Regions from separate parts of the Mus musculus genome. Here all the other regions are linked to region 2. A link is a loop called in an ENCODE intact Hi-C map of the cell type or tissue named here. Cell type or tissue: left cerebral cortex. All regions are shown on one strand. Each heading gives the region's core, and the rest is flanking DNA. Links, peaks and the distances in the headings are about the cores only.

The links. Peaks named below come from ENCODE experiments on the same cell type or tissue, not always from the same donor. Only the 100,000 strongest peaks of a DNase experiment are listed, where the experiment ranks them.
Region 1: it touches region 2 in a loop (2.5-fold over the local background); 3 of 42 quality-filtered maps call a loop at or near these places.
Region 3: it touches region 2 in a loop (2.5-fold over the local background); 15 of 42 quality-filtered maps call a loop at or near these places.

What each region holds. Positions count from the first base shown.
Region 1 is chr8:10,169,209-10,177,896 of GRCm38, forward strand. The region is part of intron 1 of Myo16 (myosin XVI); the gene reads left to right. Among named protein-coding and RNA genes, the nearest start is that of Myo16, 20 kb to the left of the region's middle. In left cerebral cortex, for the core only: no CTCF peak of the experiment used is centred there; DNase peaks (open chromatin) are centred at 3,552, 3,746, 5,224 and 6,294.
Region 2 is chr8:10,392,467-10,397,466 of GRCm38, forward strand. Myo16 (myosin XVI) reads left to right here. Exons shown (of 35, transcript NM_001319151.1): 12 at 4,385-4,450. Among named protein-coding and RNA genes, the nearest start is that of Gm51561, 35 kb to the right of the region's middle. In left cerebral cortex, for the core only: no CTCF peak of the experiment used is centred there; no DNase peak of the experiment used is centred there.
Region 3 is chr8:10,244,061-10,252,141 of GRCm38, forward strand. The region is part of intron 1 of Myo16 (myosin XVI); the gene reads left to right. It overlaps Gm51560 (a long non-coding RNA gene), which reads right to left. Exons shown (of 3, transcript XR_003947503.1): 2 at 4,156-4,324; 3 at 1-69. Among named protein-coding and RNA genes, the nearest start is that of Gm51560, 4.9 kb to the right of the region's middle. In left cerebral cortex, for the core only: no CTCF peak of the experiment used is centred there; DNase peaks (open chromatin) are centred at 5,230, 6,239 and 6,846; H3K4me3 peaks cover 2,137 bases; H3K27ac peaks cover 950 bases.

The DNA.
Region 1 (8,688 bases), core at 1,599-6,598, 220 kb before region 2:
AAAGAGGCTAAGATATGAAACATGTAGAATGCACATTTCAGGGGAAGCGTCATATATAGCCAAGTCTAAGTACTGCTGTCAGAGTTCACAAATCTGTCTTAAGAATGGATGTTACAGAACAGGAGGACTCTCTAGAGTCCAGAATAAAAGTGCTGGGGAACCAGGGGTCTGGCTTCTGTTTGCCAGTCATTATATAAAAAACGAAAACACGAGGCACAAAGTTGTGTGCACACAGGGCTTCAGAGGAGGACTTCTGCACCTTCTGCATTACCCTCTGCCTTGTATCCTTGGGACAGGGTCTCCCGCTGAGCCAGGGACAAGCAGTTTAGCCCCATGAGCTCCTGTCATCCACCTGACTCTCCCTCCCAGTGCTTGTCCCTAACTAAATACTCATGAGAGATGAATATAGTCACCCAAACAAGACATGAACAGTGACCGTGTTTGACATGCCAGTGCAAATGAGGGAACTCTCATAAGGCTTCAGCCCTACCTAGATGAGGGGCCACTGGCTATCACTGGCTGCCCAGAGGGAGAATGTCTTCTTCAGGGATGCTCCTTAGAGGTGACTTGATCTCAAGTGGTCAGTGTCTAAACACATGTACATACATGTAAGCAGACTCAGTAGGTTATACATACCTACATATATATCATATTAGTCATACACATATGTTCAACAGTGAAGAACAGGCTATGCACTTGAGACAGGGAACACAGGGAAAAATTAATGGAGAAGGGGGAGGCATAGAAATGATGTCAATGCAGTATTCATGTAGAAAACCTTCATAAAGCACGTAAAAATAGTTTCCAGGATTGACTCTCTGGATTGGCCTTGTTGTAGCCTGCTTTTGGTCCACTTCTGCTTTTGTGTGTGGCCTGACCAAGTCACTTCCTACTGTGTGATGGTCTGGTGTCTGGAGGTCAGTGTGTCTGAGCTGCTTCAGCCGTGGTGAGAGTCAAATGATGCATGTGATGTATTGACACCTGTCACAGGTTTCCAGGTACGCATGAGTGGCAATCACCCTCTCACTGTGGGTCACTTTACATGAAAGAAATCTCATTTAAATTCCAGGACAAAATGTAAAGGAATCGTGCCCTTCCTTATTTGGATTTTAGAGATTATTTTTGAGGTCTCCATTGTGAACCTGGAGTTTCTTATATTTTAAGAACTTGTCAGAAAAACTTCTCATTTGGAGGAAGAAGTAGATTTTTGGAATTAGAAAATTAGGGCATATTGATCCCAATTGGTATTTGTCAGAGAGAAAATTAGCTAGTAAAATCCATTGACAATCTGAAACGTTTTCACAATTCATTTAACAGTGATGGAGATTTAAGTTCTCGTCTGTCTTGGGTATATTTAAATCAATAAACGTTTAGCTCTCTGCAGTACGGTTACATACAATTTGAAAGCATAGAAGGGAAATTGCCTCCCATTCATGGAGGAGAAAGCCTGCATTCACTCTCAGGGACAAGGCTGTGGCAGTGGTGGTTTGGGACCACCTACCTGTGTTTCTCTTTCCCAGTGGTTTTCTGACTCTCTGCCCTCTGCTGTCAGCCAGTTGGGAGTCCACCTTGGTTACATTTTCGATGTAACACATAGATTTTTCTGTATTTTCTTCCTCCACCCTCCCTCTCTGCTCTACTCTTCTTTCTCTCTCTCTCTCTCTCTCTCTCTCTCTCTCTCTCTCTCTCTCTCTCTCTCTCTTGATCCCAATTCCTTATTTGGCTTCCTGTTTTCTACTTTAATCCTTCCTGTCAAAAGTATCCAGAGAGCTATCACGCTGAGAGATAGTCATGTGTTGATTGGTCCTCCATATCTCAGTCTAACTGGGAAGGAACAGATTCCTTCCCAGTGAAACAAACAGTAAGGCAGTTGGGGTCCAGCCGATGGGTGAGCATCTGCTCTGGGAAGTGCAGAGGACAGGACATCAATGTCAGAGACACAGAAGGGAGACTTTTGAGACCAGAACAGGGAGGTGGTTTCTGAGAGACACCGAAAGGAAGGACATAGCTCATTTGTATGGCTGCTACATAGAGATTCTATAAGACTTAGTACTTTATTGACGTTTCTTTTTGTAAATTTATGTTGGGAGACAAGCAGAGCAAATGATTGGAACTTTTAAATTGGATTTCAACTTCTTTTAATTATCTACCAATTTCTATTTGCAACACAGTTATCTGCTACACAAGTCTTCTTTCTTGATCCCTTTGGCTGCAGACATAAATGCCTGTAATACAAACATCTTAGGTGTCTGCTTGCTACTTAATACTTAACCCCCTCACCTTCTGTGCAGCTGGCAAGAATACAGTAGCACTCACACTGAAAACTGCCTTCTGTGTGCCTGACAATACGCCCTTGGACCTGGCATGTGGAACCTAAGTCATTTTCCTTATAAATGTAATTATAGTTAATGATCTGTTTTGTAAATACAATGGCTTTTCCTTTCTCTGGGCTGAATTTAAATGTGAAAATAATTAGGAAAATAAGTGTGAACTTTGCACATCTCGGAGATGTTCCTATTATTATGCATATTTTATACTTTGTTCTAAATTTGCATTTATTTCCTTACAAAAGGTCTCAGATTTACTTAGATGTGTGTAAACATTCACTAAAGACACAGGAATCTTTTTACTTTGCATTTTCTTGATCTTTCTTCTCATTAGATGTTTCTAGTGTAATAGATAGTTATTAATTATTTTCCAAATATAAAAGCAAATTGAAGTGAAGCGATAAGACCTAAGCACAGTCAGTATTTTAACAATGTCCTGATATTCTGGAATGGGCAACCATTTTCTTTTTTCTTGGAGATAGGGTCTCACTATGTAACTCTGGCTGTCCTGGAACTCACTGTGTAGACCAGGCTGGCCTCAAACTCACAGAGATCACCTGCCTTTCAAATGCTGGCATTAAAGGCGTGCACCATCATGCCTAGTTAGAATGGGGAGATTTGGACTGGTGAGATGGCTCAGCGGGTAAGAGCACCGACTGCTCTTCCAAAGGTCATGAGTTCAAATCCCAGCAACCATATGGTGGATCACAACCATCCCTAACAAGATCTGACTCCCTTTTCTGGAGTGTCTGAAGACAGCTACAGTGTAGGTACATATAATAATAAATAAATCTTTTAAAAAAAAAAAGAATGGGGAGATTTTTAAGAGGCTGTGATGCAGGCCAGGACTGGCTGAGCATGCTGTATGTCCCCAAGTCCCTCCCTTTTCAGAAAGCACAGACTCCTGTGATTGATGTTACAACATCCTACATGAACGCTCCAACATGTCTGCTCATTCTCACTTCCTAAATTAATGAAGAAGTGATCATGTAATGATAATGTCGGTATCTGCTTCCTGCCCATATATGGATTTTAAAGTGTAGTTTAGAAAAGCCTCCAGTTTGCAAATGGCATAATTCCCAGAGATGCCAGAGTCTAGGTTTTGTGACTCTGCGCATTTCCTTGGGACACTGTGACAGAGCTCCATAGCCTGAGAGACTTCAACAAGCCACATGTGTGATGTCACATCTCTGGGTGTTACTGCCAAACTGAAGGTGTGGGCACTCTTGGCTTCTACTGCATGGAGTAGTGACAAGAATCCGTCTAGCCATGTTCCAGTGGCAGTTCCACTGGCAGATGGATTCTTGTCACTGGACTCCATTCTTGTCTTCTGGACTCCAGCTATGTCCCAGTGCCTGCCCTACAGCTTTTGGGCAGCTTCTTGTCCAAATCATTGCTTCTGGGCATGTCAGTCAGTCAGGGAATATACATGCACATGCATGAGTCACTGTCCTCTGACTGGGATTTCTGGATCTCACCAGGAGCCAGGAACCCATGTTGTGGTGGCTTTCCTGCTCAGCTGGTTCTAGACTCTTGAAACAAGCCCTCAAATCCAGTTATGCCAACTATACTGTCTTGGACATCACCAAAATTTTTAGCAAGCAAAAATCACAGGAAACAAGCCTTTGAAGGCGACATATTGTGCAACCTTGTCTTCATCCTGGGTGGGCTTGAGGGACACCTATGGAGCACACAGCTGTGGAGCTGGGTCATGTGCACATCAGATGATTAACTTAGTAAGGAGGTTTTAAGGATAATCCTAAAAACAAAGCCTGGGTACTTAGGACTCTTTGATCAAATGCATTGTACCTAAACTTACGTTATTGAGAAATTTAATTACGTTACTCTTCCACACACTTTCTGGGTGTCTTGCCTGAGCAAACAATACCATTTCTTTTCATAAGCCTGGCAACACATGAGGCCCCACGTCTCTCCACACTGGAGCTCCAAGAGGGGGCTGGGGAGGGGGCTGCAGAGGCCAGCTGGTGAGTGCAGAATTAATTACAGATCGCTGCTCTCAAAAGTGCAGACATGGGTGACCACCCTCCTCCGATGGCAGTGGCAGCTGTCCCTGCCCTTTTAGGTTTCTAGTCACAGGGCAGACACTTCTTCCTTTTCTTTGGGAGCATATGTCGCGAGCTTTGGGATTTGGATCCCAGAAGCTCAGATGCTGAGTCTGTAGAAAACTGCTGTTGTCTGAAGGACCCATCGCAGGATTTGTTAATTCACCAAATTTGACATTTATTTATTTATTCATGTAAATAAGTACGTTTCAAAAAAGCAGCTAGCTTAAGGTATGCCCCATGTGACTTAAAGCAGGAAGCTTCCAGAGAGAATGTGATTGATGCTTCCTATTCGTATTGGATTTGAGGTGGGGAGAGAGGGCAAGATTCAGATGCAGCCAGAGGACTGCTGTGTTCAGGGTAGCAGTTTTTATGAAGTTGGAAAAGTGGATTTGATAACTTGGCAATAAGATTGGCATGCTAGTCACCTCAAAATACAACTCACATATTAATACTCTCGTAATATAGTTTGCATATTAGTTCCAGTTTCTCACTCCACCTACAGTGCTTGAACTTTGGTGAAAGCATCTCATTAATGGATGTGCTGGATAAGCTGTGGATATTCTGTTTTATTTCTGCCTCTAGTGGTCACTAAGCCCCAGAGTCTGCTGTCAACTCCCCCTCTAGCATCTTTCTTCCATCCCCAGGAGAAGCTGAGAAATGCCAGAGTCTGAGCTCTGAAGCTGATGAACCTCGGGCCTTGAATCTTACTTTCAGCAAACACTGTTCTTGTCTGCTTGCTGACAAATAAGGTCAAGTTGTTGAATTTGGATGAAATCACAAACCCCTGTGAGGCCACAGATGGCGAGATAATTACCAAGAGACTGGTGCCTGCAACCCCACTGCCTTTGACAAAGTGGCTCATGGCTTTCAGCAAGCAACACAGCTTTCCAAGACAAACTTCTGCAAAAGTAGCTTTGCACAGTTAGCATGTGCAAACAAGGACTTGGAACTATGTCACTAAAAACCCTCCTGGACTTAAAGAAAAACACTGTTTTCAGCCTTAGCAAACCGGGCGTTTCACAAGGTATTCAAGTTTAATTGATAAGACACAGGTCAAGTTTAGAGTCAGCTTCATTGTGGTAACATTTCCCCAGTACCTGTGTCCCAGCTTTCTTTTGTTCAGAGTGCATTGTGTTGGGTAAGCACACACTTTGTTCCTCAGGTACCCTGATCTCTAGCTTGCAGGTGTTTGCTTAATCAATCACAGAAATCCGTGCTTATAATTCCCTATAGATCCCCCTTTTAGGAACCGTTTCACCTGTATCATTGCAAGCATTCCCAGCAGTTTGGGTGTCTGCATTGATCTGTAGTGAGTGGCTGAGTAGCCACTGCATGGGAAGTGGCTTTGCTAGCCTTCCTGGGCCTACAGTGCATACATGCCCAAGCCATTTCTGTGAAAGCAAGCTCTTGCCTGTCAGGGGTGTAGGCACCGAAGCAGCACTAACATGCCTGCCTTCTTTAGAAGATATTCTTAGCTTTCTCCTTGGCTTTCCAGCGCTCTATCTTGGCAGGTGTGCCAAGGACAGAACATCACTTGCTGCGACCTCTATGATGCCCTGGCAGCATGTGTCTTTGGTGTGACTCCCTCCTGGCAGTTGACTTTCTGGCCTGTTATTCCATTATATTGAACACATGGGAAATCGGTACCTGCAGGCTACCCATGAGTCCACTGTCACAACAGGCTCACACAGAAGTAAAGTTTAACACTTATGTGAAACCAACACTCAGTGGACTGGGGTGGGATGTGCACTTGTTATTCAGAGAGATCTCTGATGATGCAGGGTTTTATCCTAACTGAAAGCACTGTAACAGGGATGAGGATACACACACACACACACACACACACACACACACACACACCAGGGAACAGACTCTGCACTCACCAGATGGCACAACCTGGGGCTATTTATGGAGATCTGAGGACAGAATTTGGAACAACAAACAGATACAATGCCAAGAAAAAGTCAAGACACTAGGACGGTGAGGAAGTGAGATGTTTAGCTAGCCTGAAACAAATGTGGCAGGGCTGAAGTGTGCGCCCCTGTGTTAACTAGGAAATGCACAGTCCTTGATGATAATGCTCTGTGGCTGGCAGTGTCCTCTCCTTCCCTTGCCCTCTCTCTATTCCCTTCAACTACATTCCACTTCTTTGCCCTTCTTACATCATTCTTTTTAGCACACACATCTTGTGTGTGTGCACACGTGCAAGCATACATGCGCGTTTGCATGTGCTCATGCGTGTTTGTGAGCCTGTGTGGGGATACCCAAGGTTGGTATCCATTGCTCTCCACTTTAGTTACTGAGGTGGACTCTCTCCCTGCACCCAGAGTTCACCGATTCTATGTAGTCTAGCGAGTCAGCATCACCCAGGGATCCCCATCTTGACCTCCTGGATGTTAGGATTTCAGTGGCTTCCACACTTCCTTGATTTTTTTAAAGATCTTTAAATTTTTGTATTATGTATGTGTGGGTGGGTGTGTGCAAACTAGTGCTGGTGTCCATGGAGGTCAGAGGCTCTGTAGGTGATTGTTAGCCACCCAACCTGAGCGAAGAAACCGGAGTGTGGGGCACTGTGGGAGAAGCGAGAATTCTAACCATCGAACCATTTCACCAACACAGTCTGCCTGTATTTACAGGAATGTTGTGTGGCAAGTACTTTTGTCTGCCTGTGCCACTCTCAGAGTTAACCTTCCAGGCAGGGTCAGAAGTTGTAAGTCAGGCAGCAGCCTCCCTCCCCTGTAAGCTCCTCCCATTCTTTTGTAGTCACCAAATTATTCAGAACACTTGCTCCAGGAAACCCTTCTGTTCTGACCCATTCCAACTTCAAATAATCCCCTGGCTCTAAATACTGAGCCCTTTCGCCAAGCTCTCCTAATCCTCAGCTGTCAAATTGCTGCCCTTAATATGTCTCACAGGTAGGTTTGCTCTGGTCTCTGATGATCCCTGGTTTGAGGTCACTAGATTAATGGGGTGTGCAGGGAGAAAGGTGGGGTGGACACAGGTTCTTTAGGTTCCAACCCCCAAGAGGAGCATGCAAGCCCCGCCCCGTTGACTCAGTTTGCATAGCTCACACATTTCCATTTGAAGCCTGTTTTGTAGTAAGCTAAAGTGTTCCTGTTTGGAAGCACAGGGCATCCAGTAAGGAAGGGACACCATCTCTGCGTAGTCGTGGACTTGTGCCCCCTCCCTCATTAAAACAGTAGGGAATCGAATCGTCTCTTTGTTCACCAGAGGTCACAGTGTTTACTGTGAAAGCTGATGGGGTGTGGATGGGCTTGGGGTGGGATGCACAAGGGTTGTTTTAGGGGTTTAGGGGCTTGTGTAGGGTATCCTTGGGGTCTCCCTATGAGCCTATCACTTGTGGATTGTGTAACTGGATGAGGAGAGTAAGTTAGCATAGATTCCTTTTTTTTAAGTCTCATTTTGAATAATGTTCTTTAATAATTAATGCTGATTTGATTAACCACCAAGGCTCACATATATAATTCAGAGGGAATAGTAAGAGCCTGGTCTCACTTTCCTTTGTTCAGGTGACCTGGTCTTTGATAACTTCAGTCAATGGATGTCCCTCGACTCCATGTCACATGGGTGTCCTAAGGTCCACTCCTTCGGGTACAGAACAAGAGCCATCATTTGTTGAGAAATGTTTCTTTTCTTTCACTGGGTTTTTCTTTTTCCCACTGATTCCCTGCCATGCCCAAGGGATCAGAGCCTCTCTTCCCATTCCCTGCAACCCTCAAAGGAGCTCAGACCTCAGGCACCTGGGCACAGCCTGGGGCTATTGCAGCCCTGACCTTTTTAAGGCTTTCTTCCTCATGCAGAGGCCAGTAGCTGAGGAAGCATGGCCTCTCCCGTTCCCAGGTGCGAAATCAGAAGAATGGGCAGGAAGAAAGCAGCTAGGAACTGTAGTTGTGAATGTGGGGGAAACCATTAAAAGGGAAGGAGACTTAACTATAAACCACCAAAAAAAGGGCACTGCTGATTTAAAGCTGGGCTGGGCTGGCACTGAAGGGCCTAGCTATCATGGCTTTTTTTTTTAAGTGAAATTTGACCTGAGTATATTATTTGTTTTAATCATAATAATGGAATGCAGGCATTTTAAAAACAGATATTTGACCTTTCCATGATTTTTCCATGATTTTATTCACATATATATTCTATATGAATAATAGATTTCATTATGAAATTTTCATGCAGACATGTAGTAATGTGTCTGGCACCTCCTGCATCTCCCCAAATTGTCTCTTTTCTACTTTTCTGACCGAGATCCTGTGTACCTATAAGACACATTTGTC
Region 2 (5,000 bases), core at 1-5,000:
CTGCAGATCAGAACTTTCTGGAATCCCACTCAAATATTATTTCATCTCTGTGTCTCCTCTTAATCTCCAAACTGCATCACAGTGTGCTCTCTCCCCTGTAAAAACATGCATCTTGGGGTAAGGGGTTCTCCTTATGCTGTGGTTGACGTATGGCTCCTGTGCCAGACCCTGGACTTGAAGATAGAACCAGGCAGTTGTATTTGTATAAGGCCTGGTCTGTGATGCTGATGTTGAAGGCTATCTTCCTATCCACCACCCCACCACCACCACACCACAGTCTTTGAAGTTGACGGTCTTCACTATAACCTACACTATTCAGAGTCTTTCTCTGGATAATCAGAAATAACATCCGTGCTAAGGGTCATGCCAGTTCTGGACTTGCCACTGAGGTAGCTGACATCATATCTAAAAGACTGGCATGCAATCTAAACATAATTCCAGACGATTAATGCCTTTGGGTATCTTCTATGGACTGTTGGGCATGTGAACTTTTTACTACGAATCTGCAAAGAGATTGGAACACTGGAAACCCATATTGGAATGTACTTTGTTGGACCTTTCAGCCAGAGAATGACGTTGCTGGGGCTATCCTTGACCTTCTGATTCTCTGTCCTCCCTCTCATACATGCTGGTCCTCCCTCTCACACATGCTGGTCCTCCCTCTCACACATGCTGGGACTCAGGCATGTTTGTACGGCAGTTTGGCACTTTAATTCAAGCCTATTGGAGCGAATGAGATTTGGAGTTTGTGTTTCCTATGTCTTTGTCTTTTTTCTTTTTTTCTCCAACCCCAAATCTCAGGAGATTACTGTTTTATAAGTGTCAGTCAGCTCAGCTGGGCAGTGGTGGCCCATACCTTTAATCCCAGCACTTGGGAGACAGAGGCAGGCAGATTTCTGAGTTCGAGGCCAGCCTCGTCTACAGAGTGAGTTCCAGGACAGCCAGGGCTACACAGAGAAACCCTGTCTCAAAAAACCAAAAAAATAAAAAAATAAAAAATATAAAAAGTGTCAGCTCATGGTCAAAAGGAGCTGAGCAAGCAGGAGCACTACCTTCCTGAGATAGAACGGACTGCTTAGGCGATGCCTCCACACTCTAATACCTGTGCTTGGCCTTTGGCCTCTCCTGGCTGTTCCCACCTCCACACCCTCTGCCCCGAAACCCACCTGGCCCATAAGACCCCTGCAGCTGTGTCCTTCTGGCTCCTCAGGCCCTATACTGATAAGGAGAGCTAGTGTTTGACGTCTCCCCAGTTCATCCCTTTTGTGTGATGTGGAGGAATCTAATCCAGAGCCTCACAAGTGCTAAGCAGGGGCTTCCCACCTGAGCTGTATCCTTCATCTCATTTCACCCTGCTGAGACAGGGGTCGGCTAAGTCCCTCAGGCCAGCCACAAACATGGACTCTTCCCACCTCAGCCTACCACCGTGCTTGGATGGCAGGCTCTGTCGAGGTCACTGGTGTGAACACCTGGCCAGGCTCACACTCGGCTTCTGCTTGTCTTGAGAATCCCATGACCCCCTTTGCAAGATAGAGTCAGGTACAACCTGCAGCTCTGCCACCCGCTTCGAGCCCCACCCCAACTGTAGCATCTCCCTTTTCCTTTAGGAAAGGTCTGGGTCTCCCTTGGTTTCCTGTCTGTTCTCTGTGCAGTAGACAGTTATGCCTGCTAGAGTGTGCTGCACTGTGTCACTTTCTGCATAAAGGAATGCATGGTCATTCAGAGGAAAGACTCAGTTTCTGGTTCCTTGTGTTTTGTTTTTGACCATCTGTACTACAGCTCTCCTGCTGGTCACCTTGAACTAAGATGGCCATGCCAGTGAGTGCACACCACCCCCTCTGCTCCCCTAAAATCTGCACACCAATGGCCTCGCTCATAAGGAACTTCTTTCCCATGGTGCTTTTTCGGTTTCGAGGTTGCTTTCCCTGTTTGTATGGTTTCCACAGTTCTCCTTATTTAGACTCTGGTGTCCATCTCCCTTATGGTACACACAAATGCATGCACATACATGAACACATATGCTCACCATGCATGCACAATAGCAGGTTCTTCTTAAAGACAGCATGTGTGAGAATGCCTCTGAGAGCAAACATACCTTTTTAGCACCAGAGAGAGAGGTTAATATGAATTTATCTGTGACAAACAGCTGAGTCTGAGACAGGCTATTAATATTTCATATGCTGCAGCTGACCTGGTTGTTTGACAGAATTCCTATTTCCTTTTCTGCATCTCATTTGTTCTGTGCTGTGCTCTGCCCATAGCCTCTGGGCCCTGCTCGGGTCCTCCCTGTGTATGCCATTCCCTGCCTGGATGGGGAATTCCCATGTAGCTTCCGCCTGAGTGTGAAACTCTCATTTGGATATTAGGTTGGTTAGGGAATTTCCATGCATCTGTCACAATGGGAAGGAGATGGCTTGCAGGTGATAAGGCATGAGCTTGCCAGAAAAATGCACTGATGAGAACATTGCATGTCTGGAATAAAGGTTGCCAACAGTACCAGAGAGAGCAGAACACACAGCACAGACCTCGGTGGCTGGCAGAGAAGCCACTCATCAGTATTTTCTACATAGAAGCTAACGGGACAAGGAAACAACCTGCAAAGTCAATGCAGAAAGCCCTGGCGTGTCTGGCTAGCCCAGAGAGTTCTAATGGTAGTGGTAGACAAGCCAGAGCAAAGAAATCCTGACAGCTTCAGGGTCCCTCATGACCCATCTCTCCACCTGCTGCCTCTGTAACCTTTTGCTCAGGTGAAGCAGGTCAGGTGGCAGGACTCCCTTAAGGAGCACTTCAGTGGGAGCACTTCAGCGGGAGGAGGTCAAGCAGGGTGCAGCCCTCAGTGCCAGCCTCTCTCTCTCTAAAGGCTCTCCCGTGATGGGCTGCCTGAGGTGTGCTTTACGATGCCCACTCACTACTTGAACGGTGCTTCTGGAAGAGAGCGTGTGCAGGCTGTTGAGAGAACAACTCATTAGAACAATGAGCCACAGGGATTCTGTTTCCACCGCTGAGAAAACCCTGGTCAGAGAGCTCTCTTCAACTCTCATGGTTTATACGCTGTCTCCTTTGATGGCTTTACTGTAATATTGAATCATGGTTTTGTAACTATATTTTTGCTTATTCCAGCATACATATTTCGGGAGAATCTCACATCCCATTAATAATTACCCCAATATAAAAATTTTCCCCTCATGGTGGGTTGTATATTTAGGGTGTCCACCATAGTGTTGAATAATTAATGGATGGTAGAACTGCATAGCGGAATGCTTGCTCTCATTAAGAAGATTAGCCTCACAGCCCCTGAAAGCAGTTACTCTTTAGTTTCTAGCATGATTACCTATGCTCTCTTAGCTGTTCCTGCATGCGGTGAGACGTTCGGTCGGATTTCTCCCACTATAACAGCAGGTCACTCTCACTCCCCATAGGTTTAAACCACTATTCTATGTTCAGTTTGGAGGACAAACATCTGCTGTTTCTCACAAACGCTTTCCGAATGAATCTTTGGTCAGATCAGTAATTACTTGAATTTTTCATCAGCTCATTTCAATAGGCAAGAATTTCCCCTTGTCACTGTGAGACCAGGTTTCCTCCTTAAAGCTGTTTGTTTTAGAGACTTAGTGGTAGATTGATTTATCATGGAAGCATAGAATTGCCATCTCTTCCTGATTGCTTTGTCAATTCCTCATTATGAAATGCTCCCTTTGGCCCCCCGCATGGCTGCCTAAGCTGCCTCCCCCCGGGGTTGATAAACTCTCAGCTTTTCGCCTACTGTTGTTTACATATAGATCTTGCTTTATTCTTTTACTTTCAAACTCCCTTGCTCTTTATAGTTTGTGACATTTTTTTCTCTAAAGTAGGTCTTTGTCTTTTAGCGGTAGTATTTGGAGCTCTAATGTTTGCTGTAATTACCGACATATGTAGACTTAATCTACATTTATAATCTCTATTCCGTTTATCCCCATGCCTTTATATCTCATTGCTTCAACTTTGTTAGTTGAGATGTTTTATTTTGAGCTTTACAAATCCTTTACATCTTTTTTCCCTATATAATGACATAAAATTAATTATTCCATTTTCTTCTTGCTATAGATTTGTTTATTTTACTTCTATATTGTTTACCCAGATTGATTATCACAAAATCCTTCTGCAGTAAATTCCTAGAATCTAACCAATTTCATTGCTTTGTTCATATAATTTGAACATGAATTTTACATTTATTAAGAATGCTTGAGTAAGCTTAAAAATATTACAATATGATTAATATACAGTTTTGTGATTGATACAATATACTTTTATTGCTTCACCATGTTTTCCATGATGGTTTCTAAGTTTCATAATTTTAGATGGTTCTATTTATGTGTTTCATGAACTATTTGCATCTTTTTGACAGACCTTTATCGGAGACATCTTTTTGCTTGTTAACCCATTCAAAGAACTCCCAATTTACTCCACTATGGTGAGTATAGTGCTCCAAATATCACATTGAAGTGGCATTCATGGGACATACACATTTGTATTTTGTGACATACAAACTAAAAGAACAACGATTAAAGCAAAATTTCTCTGACTCATTCTCACTTGAATTAGCCTGATGATTATGTTAATGTGTTCTGAGGCAACTTTGGGGATCAAACTTTTTTTTTAACCAAAGGTATCTTTTACATTTAAATATGTAACTCTCCTCTAATGGTGAAGACAGAATAAATTAAGTAATACAATATATTCCCATGCATCCCTGACTAGTTTGGTATCATTTGGTTTAAAGTTCATGGATGAATATTGACTGCTATTTAGTCCATAGATGGATATTGACTGGTGTTTAGATCATGAATGGATATTGATTGGAGTTTAGTTCATGGATAAATATTGATGGGTGTTTAGTTCATAGATAGAAATTAACTGGTACTTAGTTCACAGATATATATTGACTGGTGTTTTGTTCATGAATGGATATTCACTGGTGTTAACTTCACAGATGGATATTCACTGGTGTTTAGATCATGGAT
Region 3 (8,081 bases), core at 3,082-8,081, 150 kb before region 2:
AAATTAAGACTAATAGAAAAGGCATCACTAGACAGGTGCACTGGCATGCATCTTCGATTCTTCCAGCACCTGGAGAAAAAGATAGGAACAGTTGAGGCCAGCCAGGTTCCCACAGTAAGTGTGTGTATGTGTGTGTGTGTACATGTGCATATGTTCACATATATGTTCACATATATGTTCACATATATATATGAACAAACAGACATGTATATTCTACAGTTCAATATATATCAGAGAAATATTACTACATTTCTATATGCAACTACTTCAAAATTTATCTTCTTTTAAGAAAATTTGTATTATTTTCAGTAAGTAGACTACTGTTGTTTTGGGGGTTTTTAGCTGTATTTTTTGTTTTGTTTTCTTTTTTCTTTTGTTTCTCAGAATGAGTGAAGAGACAGAGAACATCCAGTGGCGCTTTGCTTGCCCACATGGTACACACGCGCATGCGTGCACACACAGGCACCAACATACACTAATGCTACTCCTCTCTAACTCACTGTAGTATAAGCAAACGTGGGGTCAATTCAAACTTTAGTGAGAGGGACAGTGAGGTGTTCCTCTTGGTTCATTCTAACACACATGCTACAGTGATTTCCAAGTTTGTTTTGATATTTAAGTGTGTGTGGGGGGGAGGCCTTACAAGTGTTTTGCCTAGATACTAGAGAAGATGCAAAGCATTTCATTTCCATTAGAGGAGAAAGACTCGAGAGGCATGTGGATGATCAGATGTCCAGAATGAACAAAACTAACATATAGCAAGTACCTGGGGCTCCCATGTCCTCACCAAAGCAAATATAACATGTGTTGCTTCTTAAGGAGCAACCATGAGCCTTGACTAAAGCCGTGATTGCAGGCAAGCTTGGGACCTCACCCAACCAGAAGCTTTTGATGCTGGTGATAGGAAGGTTGAACATGCATTTCCCAGATATGTTGGTAATGGTGGTGTTCAACAGGTTTGTCGCATGTCTTTATCAATGAGTGAAGCCACAGTCTGTTTCTGGACTTGTGACAAGATGTGCCTGTCCCAGAGTTTGGATTCGCAATCTGCCAGTTGTGTGCAGTTCATATCTTCATTTGGTGGTGATAGTGGTGTAGCCTGCTGAATTAGAGGTTTTTCCTGTTCCTTAGACAAAAGAAACTTAAGAGAGGAAGGGATGCCTGAGCTTGGGGATAAGAGGCTGTAATCCATCATGGTGGGAAGGGCCTGGTGACAACGCTGACTAGCTGTGTCAGTAGAGGCCTGAGAAAGTTGCATTGACATCAAGCAGCAGAGAATGGAATGCTGGTCTTCAGTTTGCCTCCTTTTTCCTTTCATTCCACACGATGGTGACATTGCCACTCAAAGTGGGTCTTCCCTCCTCAGTTAAACTACTCTCTGGAAATGCCTTTATAGAGATGTGGAGCTGTGTCTTCTAGGTTTATCTACACCATGCCAAGATGACCATCACACTGACTAAGCACACAGGTTATCACTATTGAGGGCCTCAGTCTTTAATTCCATCATTGAGTATTATGTGAAAATCCATACACTATTAGATTTGGAATTATCTATCAAAAGGCTGGAAAACTGGATCTCATCTTGTGGGCGTGTGCCTTGGGTTGTACATAGAACTGTAATGGCGTGTCTGGATTGTACGTAGAACTTAATGGCAGGTCTGAGCTGGGACGGAGTGAGTACTGCTCCTGAGCAGTGTATATTGTTGAGTGCTTGTCAGACTTTTGCTTAAGTTGGGGGAATAATCTAGCTTACTTGAAAATTGTCTGGTGTGCAATAATGATTACATTTAAAAGAAAAAAAAAACCAGAACGTGTTTGTATAAGAAATTGTGTGAACAGCGAGCATGTTTGATGCATAACAAATGAATAGTGCTTTCTCAAATATTCTTGATATCTTCACTGACAACGATAGGGTGTCGTAAAGATGCTGCAGAATAATAAAATAACTGCTTTATTAGTTGTAAAGTTTCCTGGCAATGGAAAACAACTCCTCCTTCCAAATGCATGTATTTAATGTTGTGCTTAATGACCAATTCCACGGCGTAAATGAGTTTCTAGGAAATGTATCCATTCCAGTCTCAGCTCTGCCTTACCGCTATCATCAAATCTGATACTGTCCCTAAAATATGTGATTCAAAGAGCTATGATGTGGTCTGTGTAATCCCTACCAGAGCTGGATTTCATAGGAAAGATATATTTCCAGAAATGTAATAAAATTTAAATCATCCTTTGTTCCATTTTATGAAAGTTAATGGAGTCCAATCTATTTTCCCACCATAGTCACACTTGAATAAGGAACTAGTGCTTGTTTGGTAGTGATAGGAAAATAAAAATATATCTCTTTTTGGCTGTGCATGTTCCCATAGGTTTATAAAATGAGCATAAAGTTTAAAAGTCAAATATAAGAACCCCCCCCCCGCCCGCCCCAGAGTGTGTGAAAGTGAAATGTACACACAGCTCGAACACAGGTCATGCTCAGTTCATGTACATGTCATGTATGAAGGAGAGTGAACATCTTCACACTGTGTGTATTCATCTCTGTTTCCTCATAGTGGCTGTGTTGCTCCTCCACACAGTTTCCGGGCCCTTCCCTCCCTTGTGCTGTTTCCCAGGCACTGTGATGCATTAGATTTCTGTGAATCTGCATTTCACCAGTGAGCACCTTGGGGGCAGGGACACACTTTGATAGATCACCAGGGACTAGTCAGTCATCAACTTTCAGTAACGTCTTCTTGGACTTATCCTATTCATTTTAAGGAGTGAACCATGTACTGTAGAACTAGGGGTCATAGATGCAGGCTGATTGTGTGCATTCAGAGGCTTGAAAATACAGACACTAGAAATTCATGTACAGGGAGGGACGCAGCCCATTGTCTACCCGTCACTGTGTTAAAATGGGAGGTGGGCTGTCTGAGTGGCAGAATGCTCCCTGAAGAGATAGGACACTGGTCCAGTGAGTGCAGAATCACTGTGAATATGGAGACTTGCACTGACTTCAAGGAAGGAGCCTTGCACTTGACGGTCAATAAGAGGTATGCACAATTGTCTACTGACTTACTGGAACATTGAAAATAACCCAAAGAATGTTGTAAAATAAGCTAAGCTACCCTTAACTATAAATAGTGCATTTACGACCTTTTAAAGACATATTTTTATTCCTGAAAAATCACCTAACCTGTTACAGGTCATGGGTGATAAGAGTGCTATAATTATTATTTTGTTGTTGTTGTTGTTGTTGTTGTTGTTGTTGTTGTTGTTGTTGTTGTTGTTTTTGAGACAGGGTTTCTTTGTATGGCCCTGGCTGTCCTGGAACTCACTTTATAGACCAGGCTGGCCTCGAACTCAGAAATCTGCCTACTCTGCCTCTGCCTCCTGGTGAGTTCCAGGACAGCCAGGGCCATACAGAGAAACCCTGTCTCAAAAACAACAACAACAACAACAACAACAACAAAACAACAACAACAACAAAAAACCAACCAAACAAAAAAAGAGCTGGGCGTGGTGGTGCACGCCTTTAATCCCAGCACTCCAGAGTGCTATAATTATTGAATGGATGGATAATGAAGAAACCATTTTTTAAGAGAAAGTCTCCTTCCTAATCCTTATGGCAGTTAAAGTGTGGACAGGGTCATTTGATGCGTAGTAAAATATCTTCCTTCTTGTTAATTCTAGTACTCACTTCAAACACCAAAAATCCAACCAATGGTTTTACATCTTATTTCTAAACTAGATAGCAGGGGTTAGGGACTTCACTTTCTACCTATAAATGGGAGGTACAATTCTGTCTAAAATGGAACTCTGGAAAGCGGTAGAATCTGAATTTGAACTTTGATGGGGGAAATGTGACAGAGTGTGTTGGGACCCTGTGCTTTGAAGTGCATCCATGACCCTCGCTATGCAGATTTGGCTCTTGTAATCTTACTTAATAAAGACTCCAGACTCACTAAGTTGTATTTATTAGGGGACCCAGGATTTATGCTCCACCACAGAATGGTGTGACCCTGTACTACTTAATCCACTTTGCATTCTCAATGCCTTCAAATCTGAAACAGAATTTGGCTACACTTTCAAAGAAGATTATCATAAAAATATACTACCTTGCCGCCACCGGGTCTTTACTGTAGGTTGCAGAGTCCCTAGCTAGGTGATCATTACCTCTTTCCTCCATAGTGCCTTCCAATTGAGGTGCTAGTCAGTCGAGGTGAAGCTTCCAGATGAGTGCCAGGTCGGTCTCTCCATGTTCTATGACATAAGTAGGTGCTATCTTCAGCCATAGGCTCTCACCTTCAGCTTGTGGAGGGCGACCCATAATGTTGACGATACCCTGTAATGGCATTGATCAAAGGAAACTGTTGACCAATGACCAATGATACTGATATCCAGCCAGAGTATTGTCCCAAAGATTATACAGTAACTCAAATTAAACTGGGAGAGGGAAAGTCAGTTTTCATTAGGGTGTAACACTGAGTATATCAACCATACTCCAGGGCAGACCAGATATTAAAGGTAGTTAACCAACACAAATTGGACTCTAGTTCTTTCTTTCTTTCTTTTCTCTCTCTTTTTTTTTAAGAAAGGGCATAAAGTTGAGCAGGTGGGGAGTTGGGGGAAGGAGAAAAATACAATGAAAATATGCTGCATGAAATTGTAAAAGAATAAATAAAAAATATTGTTAAAAATAAAAATGCATTAACTTAAAAAGTAACTACTTGCTCCTCCTCATTTGCAAGTGACTTACATATGACTCTTTCCGGCTAACTAGCTATTAAAATTTGATATTTATCTCCATTGAAATAGAGTCTGGGAGACCATGTGTTTCGTTCTGATTGCAACCCAGGCAAACTTTATTCTCTGGCTTAGGTTGTGCAGTTTAATTCATTGCAATTTGCAGAGGTAGCAAAATCCTAAATTTTAGAGCTGTGCAAATCAACACATTTCTGTGGGTAATTTAAATTTTGCATTCTGCATAGATAACCAAAAAGATCCCTTGTGAGAATGCTTCCTGGCTAGAGGCAGATCAAAGCGCCCTCGTCTTAAGAGGGGGCTATTTTCAGCTCCTGCTGTCCATTTAGTATTCCCGAACAGCAACTGGTGGCAACTAAAAATAAGGAGCTTGGCCACCAGCTAAGAATTCAGTCCTACGGGCAGTGCTCCGGGAGTACCGGCGAGATCCTGGATGCCTTGTGCAGCATCACCCTCCTGCCCACTCATCAGTGTAGTCTTCTGCATTTTGAAAGCTATTGAGAAGCCATTAGCAGGCAGGACCGGGAGGGAGAGCCGCACTGCAGCACACCTCCACGCTAGTGGCAGGCTGTAGCCGCACGCACGTGAGTGCCAATTAGAGCGACCCTTCCCAGGACTGTGGCGCTGGAATGTGTCAATCAAGGGCGCTGGGCTAGCACGTGCAGCGCAGTGGCTCAGACCCACCCTGGGGGCTGCTCTGAACTCCAGCTGCTGAATGAAAATGAGCTGCTGCTCTTTGCAAGATCATGAAGGGGAGCCTCTGTTCAGTAGTGCATTCTGAGGTACACCGTTACCTGAGCGGGGACCCTAAATTATGCATTTTCTGGAGACAACAGTCATAGCTGAAGAGAATGCTGGGACCCACGGCAGGATCCGAGCCTGAGAAGGGACAATGTCTCAGTATCATTTTATCAAGTACTGTAAGTAGGCTCTCTGACCTGTGTGTGTGTGTCTCTTTTAAAGTGTTACTTTAAACATATGCCAGAATTAAGGCATATCTGTGGTGTGTGGCATCCAGACAGTTAAAATGCATTGGTAACTGTGAAGGGCAATTGACAGGCATGATCCATTTCATGTCAGATTCTGAAATAATTCTCTTTTTATCTAAATGCTGTAGTGTGAAAAATCTTTAAAATGCTGTTTTTTTTTTTTTTTTAAACACGGGATACCAGAAATCGAGAAAGAAAAGAAATTAATACACAAAAGTTGTTTAAGGATTTCTACACTATTGAGGTATTTGGGTGATGTTTGTACAACTTCCTTGGCTGAGGCTGGATTTCATGATAGATCTCACTCACTCACTCTAGAGTTTCACTGCTGCGGTATCATTCCGGGTTTTCCTTCCCAGTCTTTCTAGGTTGCCCTTGGCTGGGAACTTTTGTCCTTGTGCCGTTCACCTTGCAGAGACTCTGCACCCACGCTCTGCACCGGTGCTCAGATGGTGCAGACTAGTCAGCTAGCAGCTCTTCCCGTGGCTTTCCTTAATACTGGGATTGCAGCAGGGTGCTCCCAGCTAGACACTACTTGCACCTAAACCTTCTTTGATAGTGACAAGGACTGAGAGGACATATTGATAGCAAAACTGGCTTGTTGGATAGAATTTTCTTCTCTGAGAGCTCTTTTGGAAACTTCTGCACATTAATATCATGATCTTTAAGGGATGGGTGGCATTGCTGCGGGGACAGATTTCTGGTAAGATTATGGTTTGCTAGCAAGGACACACCAATGTTAACCAAGCACCTTGTCGAAGGGATGCGGTTTAAATGGCTCTTGAATTTTGTCCTAAAGGAGACTGGAAAAAAATATGTTTGAGAAGAAAATAATTGTCTTGGTCTTATATTTTTGTTGGATAATAGACAAGAGAGGGATAGCCCGTGATTCTTAAAACAAAAATGCCTAGTTTAGAAGCCTTGTTTCCAGAGCCAAGAAAGATCACACTGATCAGCCTGGGTGTTTGGAAGTTAACTCTTTAACTGATGAACATTGTGTGACTGCAGTATGTATTCAAAACGTGGAGTTTTCTTCGGCTTAACCCCCTAAAGTCTCAATGTGACTGACCCGGTAACACACATCGTGCAACAACCTGGCTGGGTTTCAGACAGCCACTCACGTTGTACTGCACTGGTAGGGTGCTGTCATGCTCCTGTCTGGCTTTCCCAGAGGGAATTCCCCAAACCCTCTGCATCATTTCAGAGAGCCTGGCTCAGTCCTGAAGATGATCACGCCTCCTCTGGGGGGTGTAGCCATGGAAGGTGGGCAGGAGCTCAGTGGGTTGTGGTACTTAAGACCTGGTGTGGCCAGACATTATGTGAGGCTAACTCCTCCTGCCTCCTCTCACCTCTGTTAAGTGTATGATTAACTAGAAGCTCAGACCCTAGATAGAGGCAGTGGGTACATGGAACGGAATACTTCAGGCAAGTCTTACCATTGGTCACCGTAAGAGATGAAAGCAGAGTTAATAAATTTAATGAATTAATAATGGTCGTTAATGAAAATGTTTCAAATGCTTAGGGAAAGCATTCCCAATGAGTTCACCAAAGCAATTAGGAAGTGCTTACTTGTGATTCACCCATTTCCCGAGCTATTAATGGTAAAATGGGACTGCCCTCCAGTTCCAGCCTCTGCTGTGGACTTTAGAAGTTAGGTTTCCCGGTGGCTGAAGCCACCAAGGGATGTCTCCTGTCAAAGATTTGTGGGGTGTAGAGGCTTTGAAATGACTAGAATACGGAGAGTGGTGAGGCGGCTTTATTGATGTGACCACAGTTCATTGTGTGGGTGTTACACCTGATGCCTCCACACTGACATACCCCTCACCCTCCTCTAAGGCGTCCTTTGCATTCAGTCCCAACTGTGTTCACCTTCAAAGCCAAGCTGTGGTGCAAGAAGTGAGCAGACTCCTGGGCAGAAGCAAGAAGTTTTGGCTGCCTTACCTCAGCATGTCACATGGGCTCCATGAGACTGAGGAAGCCATTGGGCAGAGGGTTGGATGGCCAGTCATTCGTGCTCAAGGAGACCCCTCAGTCACCCAGGGGAGTATTCAGTTTAATGATAAATCATGCAGTCTGAAGGGTCTCTCTTCAATCTAAAGGTAGGTTGAGTACTATTTTCAGAAATTGTTATTATTTTTTTTAATGCTGCACTTAGTGAACAAGAGAGAGCCTAGTGGTTAAAGTGTTTATCACTCTTACAGAGATCCCATATTGTCCCCTATGTTGAGAGGCTTACACCAGCCTATGCCTTCACCTCCAGGGCTTCTGACATCCTCTTCTGGCCTCTGCAGGCACCCACACTCATTTGCACACACCCACACATAGACAGACATGCAAACACATAATTAA